Linked DNA regions of Homo sapiens: region 1 is linked to region 2. A link is a contact called in ENCODE Hi-C or POLR2A ChIA-PET data. All regions are on one chromosome and are shown on one strand. The core of a region is the stretch at or near the end of the contact, and the rest is flanking DNA. Distances in the headings are between cores, read along the strand shown.

Region 1 (3,244 bases), core at 697-3,196, 160 kb after region 2:
GCAATCAGCAAGCCTTGCAAGATAGTCTTGAGAAGGAAATGTGGGGAAAAGTGCAGGAACACTGTGAAAGAGTTAACCACTTCCACTGTACCTATGTAAGACATTGTTCTCAGAAATAATCATATCAATAGCAATGCTTCTCCCTGTGGGTTAGAGGTAGAGTCTATAGAAATGCAGGATGCCCCATCTCTACTAAAATACACAAAAATTAGCTGGGCGTGGCGGCATGCACCTGTAATCCCAGTTACTTGGGAGGCTGAGGTAGGAGAATTGCTTGAACCTGGGAGGTGGAGGTTGCAATGAGCCGAGATCGCACCATTGCACTCCAGCCTGGGTGACAGAGAAAGACTCCGTCTCAAACAAACAAAAATAGAAATGCAGGATGCCAATAATTCTAGGTTGTCCTGTTCTTTCCCCATGGATATGGCAGGCAAGGGAAAAATAAAAGGAAACCGACTGCCCTGACACTAAAACTGACGTTGTATGGCCTCATAATAACCCAGGCCTGGAAAACAATAGACCACCAACTTCCCCTCTCATTTTGGTGGATTATAAATAAAGCCTGGAGGGAAAGTAATGAAATTAGTTTAAGAACAGTGATAGGATTCCTCTGGCCAGGTGCAGTGGCTCACGCCTGTAATCCCAGCACTTTGGGAGGCCGAGGCGGGCGGATCACAAGGTCAGGAGATCGAGACCATCCTGGCTAACACGGTGAAACCCCGTCTCTACTAAAAATACAAAAAATTAGCTGGGTGCTGTGGCGGGCGCCTGTAGTCCCAGCTACTTGGGAGGCTGAGGCAGGAGAAGGGTGTGAACCCGGGAGGCAGAGCTTGCAGTGAGCCGAGATAGTGCCACTGCAGTCTGGCCTGGGCGAAAGAGCCAGACTCTGTCTCAAAAAAAAAAAAAAAAGGATTCCTCTGAAAGCAGAAAACCTTTATTTAGAAAATACCTTGTGGGCCATTCTGTAGTGAAAAGTCAGCCCTCTGCCCATAGTCTAGATCTGAGCTCGGCAAACATTTTCTCTAAAGGGCCACATAATAAATACTGTAGAATTTTCAGGCAATATGGCCCCTGCCACAACTACTCTACTCTGGGTAGTATAGGCAATGACAATGTGTCAACAAATGAGTGTGGCTGCATTCCAGTAAAACTTTATTTTTTTAATTTTTCACTTTTTACTTTTGAGAAGGAGTCTCACTCTGTCACCCAGGCCGGAGTGCAGTGGCATGATCTCAGCTCACTGCAACCTCCATCTCCCGGGTTCAAGCGATTCTCCTGCCTCAGCCTCCCGAGTAGCTGGGACTACAGGCATGCTCCCTTCCCACTTTCCCCTGTTTGTCACCCCACTTCTCAACCGCTCCCTGATTTTTGTATTTTTAGTAGAGATGGGGTTTCACCATGATGGTCAGGCTAGTCTCGAACTCCTGACCTCGTGATCCACCCGCCTCGGCCTCCCAAAGTGCTGGGATTACAGGCATGAGCCACCATGCCCGGCCATAAAACTTTATTTATAGAAACAGGTGGAGGGCCACATTTGGCCCACGGACAGCAGTTTGCCAACCCTGGTTCTACATGACAAGTTACGTAAGACAACAACCTAAGCCAAGGGACTCAAACTCTAGTGCCCATGGGGCTGGAGAGGTAAAGAAGTAAAGCAGGCTGGGTGGGGACTGTGACATGTGGAGAACATATGACTCATGGAAAGGAGGCAGTTGCAAAAACCAATGTAATAAGACCCTCCAGTATTTTAGGAAAACCAGAAATGCAAATATTAAGGGCATCTTCTCATTTTTAAATATTGGCACGCATTCAAAATTTTAAACCTGGTGCAGACCTAATTGAAAAAAAAAATCTGGGGGCCAGCACAGTTTAGCGGCAGCCAGTGTGTGTCCTCTGGCCCAGATCACCCTTCCTGAGCAATGTGCTATGACAACGGAGTACACATGACACATTTGAGTGGCATGATCCAGGAAACTTAGCCCAACGCCAGTCTGACCTATTGCTAATGGAATGCATAACTGCCGCCGTCCTGCCCAGTGGCCGGGCATGTGGGAGACCATTCGCATGCATGACTGCAATGAGCTGCACGTGCACAGCTACTCCAAGTCTGGACCGTAATTCTCTCCCTGCCTCACTAGTCTTCTGCTTTCTATAAGCAGTGTTGGCATAATCAGTGCCCTGTGACATCAGATGCCATGTAATATTCATCATACGGACCCTCCTGACATACTTCAGAGAAGCAATGAGATCATATGAAAGGGACTTAACAAGCCATGAAACCACACAGACATCAAATGGATTGGTTTCTGGCTTCCCCAGCCCCAAGCATAAATTCAAATCTTCCAATAATGAGTATATTCTTTAGAGAGATCCAAAAAACCCCAGAAGCATGACAAACAGGACAGACACAAAGCAGAAGGACTCTCAACCAGATTTCCTCCTGGTACAAAGGCCCTTAAGCTGTGTCCAACGCTGCCCTGCGGAAGCCCAGGCGCCACTGAAAGGCCCCGGGCTGCAGACAGCTCAGCTTGGGACATTCTGTCCTTGGCTGTATTTCAGCCTGTGTTCTCACCTGTTCACTGACTTCTTTGCCTCTCCCTCCAGTTCCTGTAAATCTACAGCATCCTCAGTATTTGCCTTGAGCTTCTCTCTCACTTGGTTCAGCTCTATACCTTCCTGCCTTCTGCCCTATTTGCCTAGGTCCTCCACTTCAAAGGTTGCACTGACCTGCCTTTTCTGATGTCTCTGGACATGCTCCACCTTCAGACCCTCAGCTCCACCGAGACCACCAGCATCAGGCTCCAGCCCATCCTGTGCAAGGCCTCCCCTTTTTTAAGGAGCTAGTTTGATGTCTGCTCATCTTACCAAGGGCCCTACACCCACATCCATAACTTGCTAGTGAAGACATCAACCTAGGTGCCACCTATTTGGGTCGCAAAGATTCCCTCTCACCTCATCTCTGAAGATCACTGAAAACCACTCTTTTGATTCCCTCAGCTATATATTGGGGGTGGAGAAAGGGAGGGATGAGAGAAAGAAAGAGAGAGAGAAAAAAACAATGCAAACTTCCTACCACAAATGATGTTCACCCCATGTCCACTGAATCCTATTCTGTTCAAATTGGGTGCTGAGCCAGCAGTTTTCTAATGGCTCCTCAAGTCTTGTGATTTTTTTCAGGTTTTTCAGGGACCCAGGTAGGAGGGTTAAGGGGGATGCTGCATATCAGAGGTGACTTCAGCAGAAC
Region 2 (3,132 bases), core at 593-3,092:
TCCATCGCATGGCTACTTTGGGCTTCTTCATAGCATGGAGGTCTCTGAATAGTATACTTCTTACATAGTGGAGGACTTTCCCCAGAGCAAGCAGTTCTGGTGAGACAGGCAGAAGTTGCCAGTCCCCTAAAAGCCTAGCTCCATAACTGGCAGCCTCACTTTCACTGAATTCACTGGACGTAGCAGTCACAGGTCAGACCACATTCGAGGAGGTGGAAGAATAAACTCCACTTCTTGATGGGGCAATGGCATGTGCATGAAGGATACAAGGAATCCAGGATGGTTATCTTGGAGACAAGCCTTTATACAATCCCCATTCTACAGATGAAGGGACCAAGGTTAATAGACACACTTTCCCAAGATCATACAGTCAGCAGCAAGTGGCAGAATTGGGATGCAAATCCAGGTCTATCTGACTTCAAAACATCCTGTCTTTAGTTACTGTCATGTTCCTTTCACAGGATAGGATGGGGCCATGAGAAAAGTCCTCAGCTGTGAGTCCTGGGTTCTGATCCCTGCACTGCCTCCAATTTGCATGTGACAATTATAAGCCACTTCCCACCTGTGGGCCTCAGGCTTCTCATCTGTGCAGGGAGAATTGGACTCCTGGGTCTTGCATGGCAGTCCCAGCTTTAGGATTCTGGGGTTTTGAGGGTCTGTGCTGCATCCTCAGGGCTTGTTGGTCACTGACCTGCTGCTTCACTCAGCATGTCAGCCGAGTGAAGCATATCAGCATGTCAGAGCCCTCCAAGGGGCAGTAGCCTCTGTTCTTCCTCTTTCCCTTCCCTCTTAGCAACACTCTGCTTTGCTCCCGTGGCTGCTCTGTTTACCCAGTCTCTCCTCCATTTTCCAGTAACCAGTAAGAAGTACTTTAGGTCTCTCCTCCTCAACAGGCTCCCCTGAGTGGCTGATTTTAATCTTGACTCTGAACTTCACAGAGGCTGAGACCAACATCTTTTTATGAGTCAGTGCATATCAGTATTTGCTGAGCTTTGCAAATAATTGGCAGCTCAAGAGTGAATTGAAGGATCATTCATATAAGCAATTGCATGTTCTTGTTTTGTTCAAACCAACAAACTATACACACAACTGCAGACCGTTGAGGACAGCAATTGTGTCTGAATTACTCACCATTGTATCAACAGCACCTTGCAAAGTGACTGACCCAGAAGAGGTAATCAAATTGTTACACTTTTTGGTTGCATTGGCAAAATTTATTTAAATCCCTGACATTTGAATCTTTAAATATTAGTTTTACGGTTCAATTCACCCGCGAAAATATTTGAGTGCAATTTTCCTCTTTTGTCTATTCTATTATAGTTACTGATAATTTTTCTCCTTATTGGTTTTTGCAAGTCTAATATTGTTTTTCCCTAGGAATATCCCCTTTTCCACTTAAGCCACTGAAATTTAAACTTCCCTTCAGGCCTTTTCCTTTTCTTTTCTGGCTCAGCTAAAAGGTAAAATAAATCAGTAACAGAGATTGAGAGTCAGAAACCATATATTCTAGACCTGTTTCTCCTACTACCTCTGTGATATTTCTCAAATTCTTTCCTCACTAAGGACCTGTTTCCCTGTTTGTATTAAGAAAGGGTTGGTATGTCAGTGGATATTTTTCAGCAATGGAAGATTTGCACAAATACAAATTTACGCAGAAGCAGGATACAGAAAGCAGCCAGAAGTGGAGCAGCACCAGCCGGGGTGGGGACCAAGACCTCCCACCCTCCTTGGTGTCTGTCTGCCTTTGAGGTCCCTCTGCCAAAGTGGCGCTCTGCTGAGCAAAGTAATCCCTCAGGGCACTCCAACTCTGAGACAGAATGATTTATAGCCCTGTTAATCCACCAGGCTGTCAAAAACGGCCACATCAGCAGACATACACAGAGACATGCAGTCACATACACTCAGGACAAAAAATAAGCCCCAGAAACTGCTTGAGCAAGCTCAGGCTTTTCTCTAGCACCTTCCTCATTTGTTCAAGTTTTTGCCATCTTTATTTTCATTTCCTGGTTTCTTCTCACATCCTTCCTCTTTTCCCCTCCAAGTTACTAAAAATTCTAACAATTTCTACTTTTACTTCTTTGCTGTTATCTGCGGCACATCGTTGCCCCACCCCCACTCTTGGTCGCTATAGTCACAGATTTATTATTGAGTTTGTTAACTTTTGCTTCTCAATTTCTCCACCCAAAAAAAGAGGAGATGAAGGAAAGGACTCTTGTGGCCATGACACTATATTCAAGAAATCTGTGGAGCATTAGTTTTGATTTTCGGTTTTGTTTTTACTGAATTGCACTTTTTAATAGTAGTCATAGTAAAAACTCAAACAAAACAGGTGAGTACCAAAATGAAAGTAAAAGTATACTGTCGGGGCCGCTCCACAGGTCCCATGCCCCAGTCCCTAGTCCCCTATGTTATATATACGTTGTTAATTGCTTCTACTTTCCAAAATATGTTTGTGAATATAAACACGTGTTACTTATACTAAAAGGCGATATTTTACGTAGTTTTGTTTCAACCTTTCTTACTTCATATCTGGGAGATCTTTATGTACCAGCATATATATCTAGTTCATTCTTTGAACTACAGCATAAAATGTCATTGTACATTAGACTAATTTATTGAATTTATATACACATATTCCTATGGTGAGCATTTATGTTGGATAGATGCCACATACAACTGTTTGTTTACACAAATGGAGACATGCTACTCACACTTGTACAATTCACTTTTTTACTTCTTGATGTATTTTAAATATTGCTTCAGATCAGCTGGCACAGAGCCACCTTTCTAAAAAAATAATAGACTTCCAGCCTGAGCAATATGGTGAAACCCCATCTCTACAAAAAATACAAAATTAGCTGGATGCAGTGGTCCCAGCTACTCAGGAGGCTGAGGTGGAAGGATCACTTTAGCCGGGAGGCAAAGGTTGCAGTGAGTCAAGATCTCACCACTGCACTCCAGCCTGGTGACAGAGTGAGACCCTGTCTCAAATAATAATAATATTAGACTTTATTTTTTAAAGCAGAGGTTCACAGTAAAACTGAGTAGAAAATACAGAGATTTTCCTTACACTCACTGCCCTCACACACACACACCCACACACACACAGCCTTCCCTACTAGCAACATCCCA

The links. A loop is a pair of places that touch in the nucleus more often than their neighbours do. ChIA-PET counts read pairs that join two places held with the same protein, here RNA polymerase II (POLR2A). Pooled maps may share reads with other maps.
Region 1: a loop to region 2 is called in a map of heart right ventricle, with 2.9 times the contacts of the local background. The contact joins two enhancer-like sites. A Hi-C loop is called at or near these places in 5 of 168 maps with a recorded cell type or tissue (CD4-positive, alpha-beta T cell, PC-9, heart left ventricle and 1 more), 2 of 37 single-sample maps with no recorded cell type and 4 of 50 pooled maps. POLR2A ChIA-PET finds 5 or more read pairs at or near these places in 4 of 52 experiments (B cell, HEK293, OCI-LY7 and 1 more).

Annotation. Positions count from the first base shown.
Region 1 is chr5:148,964,010-148,967,253 of GRCh38, forward strand. No RefSeq gene overlaps it. Among named protein-coding and RNA genes, the nearest start is that of MIR584, 97 kb to the right of the region's middle. Within about 2 kb of position 1,947, at least 20 of the 41 ENCODE cell types and tissues checked have a DNase peak (open chromatin) inside an H3K27ac peak, as active enhancers do.
Region 2 is chr5:148,807,194-148,810,325 of GRCh38, forward strand. No RefSeq gene overlaps it. Among named protein-coding and RNA genes, the nearest start is that of ADRB2, 18 kb to the right of the region's middle. RefSeq lists a silencer at 1,880-1,959 and enhancers at 2,250-2,299, 2,350-2,399. Within about 2 kb of position 1,843, at least 13 of the 41 ENCODE cell types and tissues checked have a DNase peak (open chromatin) inside an H3K27ac peak, as active enhancers do.